Regions from separate parts of the Homo sapiens genome. Here region 1 is linked to region 2. The links are chromatin loops, found by intact Hi-C in ENCODE. Cell type or tissue: heart left ventricle. All regions are shown on one strand. Links, peaks and the distances in the headings refer to the core of each region. The heading gives the core; the rest is flanking DNA.

Evidence for each region. Peaks named below come from ENCODE experiments on the same cell type or tissue, not always from the same donor. Only the 100,000 strongest peaks of a DNase experiment are listed, where the experiment ranks them.
Region 1: it touches region 2 in a loop (2.3-fold over the local background); 1 of 110 quality-filtered maps calls a loop at or near these places.

What each region holds. Positions count from the first base shown.
Region 1 is chr22:25,738,114-25,745,496 of GRCh38, reverse strand. MYO18B (myosin XVIIIB) reads right to left here and starts at 3,309. Exons shown (of 44, transcript NM_032608.7): 1 at 3,204-3,309. In heart left ventricle, for the core only: no CTCF peak of the experiment used is centred there; a DNase peak (open chromatin) is centred at 3,486; H3K4me3 peaks cover 1,900 bases; H3K27ac peaks cover 2,594 bases.
Region 2 is chr22:25,662,978-25,670,360 of GRCh38, reverse strand. GRK3 (G protein-coupled receptor kinase 3) reads right to left here. Exons shown (of 21, transcript NM_005160.4): 5 at 6,657-6,731; 6 at 2,561-2,622. Among named protein-coding and RNA genes, the nearest start is that of MYO18B, 76 kb to the left of the region's middle. In heart left ventricle, for the core only: no CTCF peak of the experiment used is centred there; a DNase peak (open chromatin) is centred at 3,750; H3K4me3 peaks cover 771 bases; H3K27ac peaks cover 438 bases.

The DNA.
Region 1 (7,383 bases), core at 1,553-6,552, 75 kb before region 2:
GTGTGTGTGTGTGTGTGTGTGTGTCAGAGAGAGAGAAATCTACCTTGATGTCCAAGGCCCTTGTTTGTGTCATAAAGTTCATTTTCTGCCAGGCGCAGTGGTTCCACGCCTGTAATCCCAACACTTTGGGAGGCTGAGGTGGGTGGATCACTTGAGCTCCCAAGTTTGAGACCAGACTGGGCAACATGGTGAAACCCCATCTCTACAAAAAGTATAAAAATTAGCCGGGCGTGGTGGTGCACTCCTGTAGTCCCAGCTACTCAGGAGGTTGAGATGGGAGGATGGCTTAAACCTCGGAGGCAGAGGTTGCAGTGAGCCGAGATTGGGCCACTGCACACCAGCCTGGGTGATAGAGCCAGCCCTTGTTTCAAAATAAAAATAAAATAAGACGCAATTTATTTTTGCTGCCCCCATTCAAATGAGAGCTGAGGTTTATCCTTTCCTTAAGATCTTGGTGCGGGGGGATAATATATATGGTGGATTTGACTATTATTTCTAACATAAGGGGCTCGTGGTTGCTCCCTGAACACCAGCCGTGACAGCAGGGGCTGATCTTGGCCCAATGCTCTTGCTGCAGGGCTGTGTGTCCTTGAACAAGTGGCTTTCCCTCTCTGTGCCTCAGCTGCACCATCTCTCAACAGGAGGGGTTGGATTTGGCAGCACTCTGGAGGGGAGGGGGATCCTCCCTGGTCTCAAACCCACCTCCTCCATTTTTCAGAAAATTTAATTTCATTTTGTTTATTTTTATTTTTATTTTTATTTTTGAGACGGAGTCTCTCTCTGTCCCCAGGCTGGAGTGCAATGGCGTGATCTCGGCTCACTGCAAGCTCCACCTCCCAGGTTCATGCCATTCTCCTGCCTCAGCCTCCCAAGTAGCTGGGACTACAGGCACCCACCACCACGCCCGGCTAATTTTTTTTTGTGTTTTTAGTAGAGACGGGGTTTCACCGTGTTAGCCAGGATGGTCTCGATCTCCTGACCTCGTGATCTGCCCACCTCGGCCTCCCAAAGTGCTGGGATTAAAGGCGTGAGCCCCCGCGCCCGGCCACTTTGTTTAAATATTAAAGATATGCCACACACCACAGCAGCTGACCATGTGCTTCAAATGGGCCATTCAGACAGTTGTTTGTATCTAGCAGGACCCAGTGAAGGGCCATCTCCCCATAGCCTTGTAGGCTCACAGCCCCAGGTCCCTATCTTTTGGCAGCTGGAAGTGGTTCTGCTCAGTTTGGGGGCCCTCCATTCCCACCTCAAAATGCCATAGAAAGTCTTGATCTTACCCCTGGAGGAACACCTGCCCAATAAAATCTTTGCGATAGTTAGACCCTAATAAAGTGCTGTGCACGTTTTCCATGTTTGTGAAACATGGAAATTCCATGAGTTTTGACAGGGCAGGTGCTGAGCAACAGCCTTCTGTGGTTTTGTTAGCTCAAGTGAAAGGAAAAGCTCTTCTCCAATTTGGGTGGGCACCAGAACCACCTGTGAGGTTTAAAATCTGTGGATTTCTGGGCCCCTTCCCCCAAGACTGTTCAAAAGGTCTAGGATGAACCCAGGAATCTGCATTTTAAAACAGCCCCCCGCCTCCTGCCCCACATGAGTCTGATGGGTAGGTCGTCAACGACCGTCACTTCAAGAAAAACCTTCCTGGATGCTGAATCCTAGGAAAGATCCCAGAGGTGGTCTAGCCCAACCCCCTCAGGTTTTAGAAGGAGAAACTAAGTTCCGACTGGGGAGAGTACTCATCCAAGGTTACAGAGCCCACACCAGGATATTCAAGGTGACCAGGCCTGGAGGCAGGTGACATCAAATATTTGTTGATTGGTAACATGCAGCCCTTCAAAAGCCAGGAGACCAGGAGACTCCCTCTCCTCCTCCTCTTCCTCCTTCTCCTCCCTCCTCCACCCACTTGGCCTTTTCTTTTGGCCTTTTCCTTTGCTATTATTCTTCTCCTCCTTCTTCTCTTTCTCCTCCTGCTTTTTTCCTCCTCCTCCTTCTCTTCTTCTCCTTCTCCTCCTCCTCTTCCTTCTTTTCTCTCTCTCCTCTCCACTATTATTTTCTAGAACTCATCCATAGCCTAAGAGTATATAGACCCCTCTCTTTTCTGCTCCCAAGGTACACACTGGACATGGTACCCAGGCATAGGAGAATACAACTTAGGTCAGCAATGGATACAGCACCCAAGGCCACCATTATCCTTGTTGGAGTCTAGAAGCCCTAGTGGGACACTCAGCCTCCATGAGCTGGTGCACTGAATGAGGCAGCATCTTTTTGGACAGCCACAAAGTGAAAGTAACAGCCTCGTCGTATTCCAGGCCCTACAGGATAGAAGCCCAGATCCCCACACTTGCGGGTTGAGGCCAGACTGGACAGCTTGGAGCCGACTGGGAGCCGACTGGGCTCCCCATTCCGGGCCTCCCCACTCCTGGCCTCCTCCATGGAAAAGCTGCAGGAAGGCAGCAGCCCAGAGGCCTGTAGCTGGTGAGGTCTTCTCCTCTCCTGGGAGAGAGCTCCATGTCAAAGCATAGCCCCCTTCTGCCCCACTATGGGGCCACTGGGACCTGTGAATCTTCTTCATTCAGAGAAATGCCTGCTATCCGGGGTGCCAGATAAGACACCTTCCCTCAGACAGAGCTCAAGGAAGGTGGCATGAAATTGAAACCTTCAGCCATGAACTTCCATTGCCCTTCCCCCAACACTCATACATGCTTAATTTGCAGTTTAAAAAAGAACATTAAAATTAACATTTCGACTCAACAGCGTTGTTAACACGAAAGGGGAAGCCTGGCTCTTCCCCGACCATAACTGAACACCAGTGAAGCAGAAATTACTGGTAGTTGAGGAAAAATATAAACCCTGACGTCTGCGGGCAAAGATTCACAGTGGAGATTAACTCATGATTCTAAACACATTTTTAAAAATTATTAGCGAACAGCTGGGGCCTGAGGAGAGTGATTCTTACGAATGTCCATTTGCCCCAGCATTTTGTTCTCAAATCCTTCCACCGAAACACTCTTGTTTTCAAAGTGAGCAGCACGGGCAACAGGCAAAGGAATCAGGCCTCGGAAGCTCTCAACACCAGAAAGGCCTAAAATAGACCAAAAGACCGGAGGCCTGCCACCGCAGCCCCCAGCAGCGCATTCCGGAAAATTAAAACTCGCCGATCCGCTCGCAAGGTGCCCGTCTAAAACCCAGCCCAATAGTACCTTCTGCAAAGAGGACACAGATCACAGGAACCACGACTGTCTAAGACGTCTCCCCGGGTGGCCGCGAAGGGACCCCACCGAGCCGGGAAAGCAGGAGCGAAGGAGCACCCTCTCCACACACACCGACACACATCCCTTCCCCTTACTGCCCCTCCCCGACCCGTCCTCCCCCCACCCTCCTTCTGGGCCAATGTGATAGCAGCAGCTGAGTCGACCAGTCATTTCTAAAATTAGCTTGTGAGCTCCAGGTCTGGCCAGGAGACGGCAGCCCGGGGTGGCCGTTGACCAGGCAGCAGAGACCATGGACATATTTGGTGGCCCCTGAGCAGGGAAGGGGACAGCTCTGGACACAAGCACATGCTCTCTCGTCATCCCTGTCCCAGGGCAGGGCCACACACCCACACTCCCGCCTCTGCCCACACAGATAACCAGAGGTTGCAGGAACTGTTTGAGGAGGAGAGCTGGCCGGTTCTACATTCCAGGCAGACTCTGGAAGAAAATAACTTGAATGAATGCTGGTGCGTCGTGGTAAACAACCAGTGCATGTAAACATACCTTATGCTTAGGTAGTGGTTATCGCATGCCACACACCGAGGGCTTTCATGAACTCACTTAATGTTCCCTATGAGGTAGGGTTTTTCCCCAGCCCCACTTTACAAGTGGGGAAATTGAGACACAAAAAGTTAACCAACTTGCCCAAGGCCATGGAGAGCCAGAATTCAAACCCAGGCTGTGCGGGCCGTAGAGGAAACAGACACAACAGCAAACTAGGGGCTATAAAAAAGTGCTTTGGGCCTGGCACGGTGGCTCACGTCTGTAATCCCGGCACTTTGGGAAGCCGAGGTGGGCATATCACGAGGTCAGGAGATTGAGACCATCCTGGCTAACACAGTGAAACCCCGTCTCTACTAAAAATACAAAAACAAAATTAGCCGGGCGTGGTGGTGGGCGCCTGTAGTCCCAGCTACAGGCGGAGCTTGCAGTAAGCCGAGATCGCGCCACTGCACTCCAGCCTGGGTGACAGAGAGAGACTCCATCTCAAAAAAAAAAAAAAAAATCAGCTGGGTGGGGTAGTGGTTGTCTGTGATCCCAGCTACTTGGGAGGCTGAGGCAGGAGAATTGCTTGAACCCAGGAGGCGGAGGTTGCAATGAGCTAAGGTCACGCCACTGCACTCTAGCCTAGGCGATAAGAGACTCTATCTCAAAAAAACAACAACAAAAAAAGTGCTTTGTCCACTGCCTAAAAGGAGCAAAGTACAGACTTCAATAAATTGGATAAACCATGCAGGTCCATGCAGCTAGCAAAGGGTAGAGTCATGACTCAAATCCAAGTCTTTCTGGTTCCAAAGACCGCAATCAGCCCAGCATGATACTGCTCCTGTGAGAATTGTTTCAATAATTGCTATGTGGTGCTGCTCCTCTTTCCCCAGAGCTCATCGAGCAATATTTTCCCAAAGTACTCACTTCTGCCGAGGTCTTGAAAATTAGCATTCAATCAGAAGTTCATTGAAACACTAAGGGAAGGCTGCTTAGAAAATGGCAGTCTAGGCCGGGTATGGTGGCTCACACCTGTAATCCCAGCACTTTGGGAGGCTAAGGCGGGTGGATCATTTGAGGTCAGGAGTTTGAGACCAGCCTAGCCAACATGGTGAAACCCCACCTCTACTAAAAATACGAAAATTAGCTGGGCGTGGTGGCGGGCACCTGTAATCCCAGCAACTCGGGAGGCTGAGGCAGGAGAATAGCTGGAACCCAGGAGTCAGAGGTTGCAGTGAGCAGAGATGGCGCCATTGCACTCCAGCCTGGGCGACAAGAGCAAAACTACATTTTGAAAAAAAAAAGAAAAGAAAAGAAAGAAAAAGAAAATACAATATACATAATATACATGAGGTTGAGGAGGGGTCCCTGCGGCCCCCAGTGGAGAGTGGCATGGGACATTTAGGCCACACCAGGGGAAGAGTTTGGAGACAGGTCCCGGTGAGCTGTTTTCTCCAGGTTGTGCTAGATCATTTGACATTGAAACAAGAACCTCCCTTCTCCCGCCCCTTGCATCACAAGTCCTGAACCATTGGCTCCTGGGCTTTTCTGTCCTTGCTGTCTTTCCGACGCTGTTGGTCTGAAGTGGTAGAGTTGACATGCAGAAATGATTCTCTGGGCCCAGGGCTGGGACTCTCTATAGGCCATGACCTGCAGTGATGGTTCCGTTGACTTGAAGGGACCTCCGTTCCCCAAGGAGTCAACATGGCATGTGTTTGCTCCATTCACCTTGTTGGTACCTGTGGTGGGTGGATTTTTGCTACACAAGATGACCAAGTATTACCTTGAGCACACGGTGATTTAGGGCAGCCCTTATAAGCAAGATTTTGTCACCCAGCTGAGCATTTACTGTCCAGTCTCCAGGCTTCATTCCCCAGGCTGGGGGAAAAGACGAGAAGGTGGAGGCTTTCTTATCAAGGCATCCAGAGAACCGGCTGCTTTGGGCTCATCTGATCCAGTTGGCGTGGTGTCATGGAAAGAGTGGATCGTGGTGCTATTCTGTTGGGTGTCAGGACAGTTCAAGTGGCTGTGGGTTTGTCTGGGCAAAGACCAAGGGAATCATCACTTTACATACCTGCTGTGGGGTTGTTGTTCCTTTCCCCTGGAGATTTGGCCTCTCCTTAGGCTAAGGAGTTCTGGATCCACAAAACAGCCAAGGGATTGTGACATTTTATATGGACAATTGACTTCTATCTCTTGATCATCCCTAATTTTTTTTTTTGAGATGAAGTCTTGCTCTAGTCCTCCAGGCTGGAGTGCAATGGCACAATCTCTGCTCACTGCAACCTCTGCCTCCCAGGTTCAAGCGATTCTCCTGCCTCAGCCTCCTCAGTAGCTGGGATTACAGGCACCTGCCACCATGCCTGGCTAATTTTTGTATTTTTAGTAGAGACAGGGTTTCACCACGTTAGCCAGGCTGGTCTCAAACTCCTGACCTCAGGTGATCTGCCCACCTCAGCCTCCCAAAGTGCTGGGATTACAGGCGTGAGCCACTGCACCCGGCCCCTAATTTTTTTCTTTAAATGTTCTTAGAGTCTGGGTCTCACTCTGTCACCCAGGCTGGAATACAGTGGCCTGATCACGGTTCACTGAAGCCTCAAACTCCTTACCTCAAGTGATCCTTCCACCTTGGCCTCTCAAGTAGCTGGGACTGCAGACATACACCACACCACCCAGCTAATTTTTCTAAATTTTTGGTAGAGATGGGGTCTGGCTATGTTGCCCAGGCTGGTCTTGAACTCCTGGCCTCAAGTGATCCTCTCACCTCAGCATCCCAAAGCATTGGGATTACAGGCATGAGCCACCACACCCAGCCCATCCTTAATGTTTTTAATGGTACAAATGGAGTGGACCCTTTTTGGTGGCCCATCTATTCTGCCCTTAGAATGCTACATTCTGTTAATCGTCTCCATACGTCTTGTGAGCTGCTTCCACCTTGCCACTCACTAGGATGAGTGCTGCCACCTGATCTCTATCATTCCGGGGTCCTGTCATCTCCATTGCTATCGGGGAGCCGTGTGGGTATACAAGTCCCCCTTCGTTCGTGGTTTCACTTTACAAGGTTCCAGTTACCTGCAGTCAACCACCATCCAACAATCGGTGAGTATAGTACATTAAGGTGTTAGAGAGAGACAGCACATTCATGTAACTTTTATTATAGTACAGGTATATTGTTATAATTGTTGACTTTATTATTATTTTTATTAATCTCTTACTGTGCCTAATTTATAAATAAAACTTTATCATAGGTATGAATATATAGGATAAAACATAGTGTATAGGGAGGTTCAGTACTATCCACAGTTTCAGACATCCACTGGGAGGCTTGGAAGGTATTCCCTTCATATAAGGGGGAACTACTGTGTGTGTGTGTGTGTAAGAGAGAGAGACAGAGCAGAGACAGAGACAGGCATAGACAGAGAGAGAGAGAGAGAGAAGCTGTCCTGTGTGCCCATGGGTAGGATATGACTGTACAGTGAGCATGGAAGTTTGTGAGTATATGTGCATGGATGTGCATGGATGTGTGTGTTAATAAACTGGAGAACAGGCCTATGCGTGTTCGTATGTACAACAATCATGAAAATCCATCCCTGTGACCACTGCAGGGGCCTCACTTGTGTGCCACCATCCCTGTAGCAATGAA
Region 2 (7,383 bases), core at 934-5,933:
CTAAGCTATTAGTTTTTAATTTTTATTTTTGAAGATAGTGGGTGTTGCTATGTTGTACAGGCTGGTGTCGAAGCCCTAGCCTGAAGCGATCCTGCTGACTCAGCCTCCCAAAGTGCTGGGATTACAGGGGCGAGCCACCACACCCGACCAATAGACCTTTTAAAAAATAAGGATCTTTAACATATTTCTGAGGCTAACAATCAAATTAAAAATCAAAAGCAGAGGAATAGTTGCAATTACAATAGCATCTTTTTTTCAATGAATCTAAAATGACTCACAAAGAGTGTTTCACTGATCCTCCTAACATGTCTAATGAAGTTGGTCAATTAAAATTATGTTTTGAGACTTTCTAAGAGTTATTTCAACCTATTTTTTAAAAGTATGGTGCATGCAAAAGGCAAAACCACATTTGGGTGCACTCCCATTTATAAATCTATGACTGGTCTTTGAAATGCACTTGGTTTGTGAGGCTAGCTCTTACTGTCTTTTCTCACAGATTCTGGAGTCCAGAGCTGGTGACAGGGGATGGAAATCTGACACATTTTACAACTAGCTGAGGAGGGTTAACAAACAAGGAAGAGAGAAGTGCCTACATATTTTGCCCACTAAGAATGGATTTGCTGTAACAAGTTCCTCTTTAGGAAGTACAGATGGCCCTGAGTATCTAGGCTCAGTCCTGTCTCCACGGGGGTTATTTGAGTGCTATTCCCAATCAATGCCTGGTTACTGAGTGGGACACTTTTGACAGGAGGGGAACTGTGACAAAGGAAAGAGCCCAGACAATGATAGGGCTTCAGGTAGCTAGAGCCCTTGCAAATGACTTCAAAGGATCTTGGAGAGAAGATCAGAGGTTAAAGACATGGAAACGCCTGGGATGCAGTAAGGGTGGAGTAGGAGAAGTGTTTTTAACTCTGATTCCTGACTCAGTCGTTGTCCTGCTGAGCAACTGAAGTTCACTGCCTGAATGAGGCGCATAGCTCTCAACTAGAAGAGGGAAAGCCTCCACTGCCCTCTCCAATTCTGCCTCACCTGGAACTCAGCCCCACAGCCCTGCTTGGACCTCAGGGAAGGTGGGAAGACATCGCACATGTCCCTGCATTGCTGATGGCTCCCTCTTTACCATCAGACTCAGGGTGGTCATGGAAAAATCACCTTTTCCATGGGGCCCTTCGTGTGCCCAGTCCCTATGAGGTCAAAGGCTACATGACCATATTGATGGAGTCCCTGTGCTTTTCAAAATCAAAGCTCCAAACTTATCACCTGACATGAATTCTTTTTTCTAATTTGATGGAAATTAACAAATCAACTTTAAAAATAATTTATTTACAGAAAATTGTAATGGCTGCAGAAAATCCCATGTGCCTGCTTGCCTAAAATGCAAACGGCATCGTTTGCATTTACTGTGAGGCTATGAAATGACTGTCTCAATGAGCGAAAATCACTATATCTGTGAGCCTGGTTTCAAGTGAAAGGATGCATGGCAAAGTTATAAAATATCCATGGGAGAACCTCTTCCCCACTTTCAATTACCTTCCCCTCTCTCCCTTCTCCCTTAAGGATCACACAAAAGTTAGGTTTACCCAAGAGTTGGGAAAGGTCAGATTTTAGGACCAACAGCCATGGAGATGGCCCAGGACTTGGCTGCAACTCAGCCCTGAGCCAGCAGCCCACCCTCTCCCTTTGATGCTGGCGCTTTTTGGCAAAGTTCCTGCTATTACTCAGAAAAGTACAATCGTCTGTAAGAATATTAGTTTCCCAACATATTGACTCTGCTCCAGGATAAAATTACCTCTTGAACTCCAATAGAATTGCAACACAACTTTCTTTTTAATTGCTTTAGTTCTGTGAATATGTGGTGAAGAAAACTACAGTAAAGTAGCATTTGTTCTTAAAGTGCAATTACTGAGCAGCTGCAGAAAGCTCTAGCATGAGATATTATCATCACGTATATTGTCTAGAAATTAGCCAAGCTGATAAAGTCAGTGTCAATGCAGATTCTGTTTTAGAGGGTCCAATTTCAGTGGTGCATTGTCACAGAGACATACTCAAAAAACTGAAGAATTGACCAGTAGATCTATAGTTTGAGTAACCAAGGGACATATTTATTAGGTATTTAATGATGTACACGATCATAAACAGACATTGACCTATGTCCTTAAATTCTACTCCTACATGAAGAATCAAGTACAGGCTTGTCCTGCTTTGGGAGACATGTTTCCAAAATCCAAGCAAATGAATCAGATAAATTATAGTCAAGTTTGCATTATTAGCAAAGGTCTCTCAATAAGATACTTTTTAAAATTGAGGTTCCTCAGTGTATATTTTAGACTCTATTGAAGCTGAGAAATTGAAGGTCAAAGAGATGTTAAGATAGACAAACCCTAAAATTATAATGTAAAGTACTGAGGAAACAGTTTAACACAAAGCCTGGCACATCGTACATGGTCAGTGAATACTTGCTAAATGATTAACACACATTTTAAGGTCAGCATTTACGGCATAAGATGAGGTACACGTACATGATAAAAAATTGTGTATATATATGCATAAAGTTTCATACCTTTCCATAAATTTTTGAAAAATGTCACCTCGAAGGCTTTCACAAATTTCTTCTATGTATGGCTGGAAGAGATGGAAAAGAAATTCCACGGTGAATGAATCGGAATGTATCAAAAAAACACAAACCAATGAGACTCAGGTTAAGCGAAGTTCCCAATTATGCACTCCCCATAGCATTGTGTCTGGTACCTGCCCTTCTCCGTGCTTGTCTAATATTCACTAATGCATTCATCAATATTTATCTACACCACTTGATTCTATGAAGACACAGACAAGTCTGCCCTGTTTGCCACTATATTCCTACTACCTAATATGACTCCTGGCAAGTCACAGACACTTCTTACAGGAGCAGGGCTCGCTTCATGGAAGTGTGACTCAGAAAAGCCTGGTGCTGGGTTTAAAGCTCTGTTGTTGCCATTTTGAAATTCTTAATCATTTTTGTATGAGGAGCCCTGCGTTTTCACGTTGCACTGGGCCCCACAAGTTATGTGGCACAACTTGTAAGCTAATAAAAGCATCTGTAATCTGCACTGAGTTTTAAAAACTCAAAGCTAATAGGTCCATGAAGTGAAATTTTTTTTAATTAGCTATTTTATTTATTGATTTTCTATCTCTTAGAGTCATAGAGAAAACCACAGGGGAGAGTTGATCCAATCCCACTCCTCATCTTACAGGTAAGGCTACCAAACTGCAGGCAGGTGCACTCCCAAGGTCTCTGAGAAGGTCCATGGCTAAACTGGGGTTAAGGCGAGGGCTCCTGGTTCACATGCACAGTGCTCTTCCCCTCATGGAGAACAACTACCATCTACTTCAACTTCATGCCACTTTACCCATTACTGAATAAACAGCATCAGCTTTCCTTTTCCATGTTATGAACTTTTAAAATCAAGAACTATAAAAATATAAAGAGACAATATTTCACAGTTCAGCCCAGAGTCAATTAGATAGTTTTGGGAAACATTTTGGCACCCTCAGCTCATTGAATGATCCAAATTTAACCTTTTTTTTATGTCTTCATAGATCATCCTGAAAGTTTACAAAACAAAATAAAAGAAAAACTACATCATGGAACAGTACAAACCAAGTGATGAGAATAGGAAGTCTGCAGAAGCCACAGGAACCAAACATGGGCTGGGAGGCAGCTGCAGTCCTTCTGGGAGCCTTGCTTCCTGCAAGCAGAAAGGACGCTAGCCTGGCGGGCAACGCGGGATAGGGGGCGGTGGTGGGGGGTGAGCCAGTCTACCCCAACTTGCAGAACTATCCCTGTCCTGGGGAAGGCACTGGAGCTAGTTGCGAAAACCATATGGACTTTGTCCCCTTTGTGGTGAAAGAGGAAGCTAAATTATCTCTCTCTGAAGTTCCTTCCAGCTCTGAAATCCTGATTCCAGGAAACACACAACATCTATCTTAGCCAAGTCCTCGACAAGTCTCAAGAGGTTCAAAAGAGTCAAGAGACGAAATAGATTCAAATGTCCAAAGATCTAAGAAAAGGCTACATTTATAGATCACAGATTTTTCTATTTATAAAAGCTATTATGTCAATTAATATTTTTCTTTCATATTTTATCAAACATCCCTACTTTCTGCTAATAAAGTAAAAGATGAGTGTCACTGGGAATTCCTAAGACTACGTAGAATCTACCATGCTGCCACTTTTCAACAGAAAGAACCGCAACAGGCTTGCTAAGGAGTATGAAAGCCAGAGTTCAACAGTGAGATGAGGAGCAGACTACTTTCCCTCTCTGATCCTCAGTTCCCTTAATCTGTAAAAGAGAACAGTCGTATCTAAATTGTAAGGCTGTCGTGAGAATTCGGTAAGATTCAGAATACTGAGAGCCGAGCTCAGGGCACAGTGCATTTTAGAAGCACTCAAGCACAAGCTAGGGCCCCTCCCAAGCCCGCCACCAATGGACCTATGCACTTACTTACCTCTAAAGGCAATCTTACAACAAAAAGAATTTAATAAAAAGCATTCGTATTTACTTTAAAAACAGTTTTGTTTTACTATGAACTTCAACTGACTTTACTGGTTAATGTACCTCTGTAAACAGGACATTCAGACATATACCTTTTACTTATACTTTAGTCATTATGCTCTGATGGTACATAATACATAGAATTGCATTAATATACTCCTTATTTTAATAAACTTTATAAGATTTTCTTCACCTCTGAAATAAGAATAATACCCATTCTATATCTGTTTAGCCAGAAAATTTTGACTATTTTTTTAATGAACAAAACAAATCAATAAAGTGTTTTTTAAAAGATATATGAAAGAAATTGCTTCTAAATGAATGTTTTTTGAAGGTATGAAAGAATCCTAGTGGTCTTTGTATCTCAACTGGAACAATTTTTTTTCAATGTTATTTATGTTATAGTGGAAGCTAAAATCAGATTTGTAAAACCCATGTATTATGAGGTATGGTTTAGCAATGTTAAATGTAATTGACCATAAGGCTGTCTACGTACCATGGCAAAGTCAGATGAAAACTGAAATTCTGACACTCAAATATCATGGAGACAACAAAAAGCAGATATTGACACTGTACTTTCTGACTGTAAGATGTGTGATAATAGCTAACATTTGTGGAGCACAGTGATAGGCGGGCCTCGTACAAAGCAACCCGTGTGCACCCTTCTCACTGAATCAAGACCTCCCTTTCAGGGAGAGCGCAGTGTCATTTCCACTTTACAGATGAGAAAACTGAAGTTAGGAAGGTGGAGGAGCTTACCCAAGGTCCTCCAGCTACGGCCCTGGGACTCAAAGCCAGGTCAGGTCAATGAATTTCATAACCCAAGCTTATAACCCACTACTATCCAGACAGGTATTACATTTTATGAAAGTCCATCTAATTATTGTCACAGAAAGGTAACACCCAATTTGTTACTATCTAAATATGCTCTAAGAGCCAAATCGGTATTTGCTCTGCTGAATAATCAAATTCATTTTGCATAAACACCATCATAAGATGCCAAAGTTGGCCGGGCATGGTGGCTCATGCCTGTAATCCCAGCACTTTGGGAGGCCGAGGCGGGCGGATCACAAGATCAGGAGATCAAGACCATCCTGGCTAACACAATGAAACCCCGTCTCTACTAAAAATACAAAAATTAGCTGGGCATGCTGGCGGGCACCTGTGGTCCCAGCTACTTGGGAGGCTGAGGCAGGAGAATGGCGTGAACCTGGGAGGCGGAGGTTGCAATGAGCAGAGATAGCACCACTGCACTCCAGCCTGGGCGACAGAGCGAGACTCTGTCTCAAAAAAAAAAAAAAAAAAAAAATGCCAAAGTCAACTTACCTCCCTTTAAATGCCCAACTTATCCAGGAAAAAGATGAGTTGATTATTTTCACTTATTAAAACCATTATATTACTCAATGACATTCTTTCCTATTTCTTGTAATTTATAGAAACATGAAAAGCACTTTGTTCATTGGAGAATCTGACTGTCCTTGTAAACCACTGCCACCTCTATAAAAAACACAGGATGGAAAAGGCTTTTGGGAGGAAGTGAAACCACCTCATCTAAGGAATGCCAAATACATAGGCCTATTAGTTGGGAATCTGATTTTCCAAGTCTTGTCATTTAAACCTGTATGACGGTATTGTGTTCAAGATATGAACAGCCAAGGTAAAATACAATTTCCCATGACTCAAAGATCACTCAAACATTTGCTCCTGAATCTTGAAAATAAATTGTATTTCCCCTAGAGGATAATCACAGCAAGTATCAACAGCCTGGCACTACAAAATAAATCTTGTAGAGTCATTGCTCATCACAGGTGCTGGAATGTCAAATGGGCAAAAACTTGCTTCTCTGATGTCTTATCTTGACTGATTTCTAGAACATAATGTTACGACAAAGCTCTAATGACCTTTTTCAGAAAAGGCTTTAGGAAGCACGTTGGTAGAAGGACACTTTGCAATGGGAAGATAAGCGATAATAAACTCAAATAGTCCCAGACAAAGCTCCAGAATAGAACACAGTCTTTACAAAGCAAGTCCTCTAGTGTAATTGCACATGCAAAAAGAATGTCACCAAGGCCAAGTGTTAAGCAAATATTATCTATTTATTTTGGAATAATTTTATCTTACCTGAAAAAGAGTTGATGTCACTTGTTTCTTGGATAAATGACTTTGTACGTGTTCTACAGCTTGCTTTGAGAAAGGCTATCAAAGTCAAAAATAATATTTTTAAATAATAAAATGTAACCAATCTGTGTATGTTATATAATATCACAACAGATAAATTTAACACAGCAATTACTAAACAGTAACCTACGGTAATTATATTAACAAACATTCTTTAAAAATCTGTTGAGTATTTATAGGCAATCGCAGCAAATGCTTGTTCCTCTGGGCATCCAGTTCTTAGATACATGCCCAGAAGAATGACCATGCAGGGGCTGACATTATGCAATTCCAGAAGGGTTCAAGATCACTCTGATAATAAAGTGTAAAGAATCCTATTATCAGGTCAAGTGCACTGGTTCATGCCTGTAATCCCAGCACTTTGGGAGGTTGAGGCAGGAGGATCACTTGAGCCCAGAAGTTCGCGATCAGCCTGGGCAACACAGTGGAACCTCATTTCCATAAAGATAAAAATAAAAATAAAAATGAGCCAGGCATGGTGGTGTGCGCCTGTAGTCCTAACTACTCTGGAGGCTGAGATGGGAGGATTGTTTGGGCCCTAAATGCATACATTCATCAACAAACTGATAATGGGGTTGTAAAAAGATAAAATTTCCATCAAATAAGAGAAAATACACAAAAATACCCCTAAGAATTAATGTCAGGATTACAAAGTCAAGCCATAGTGGTA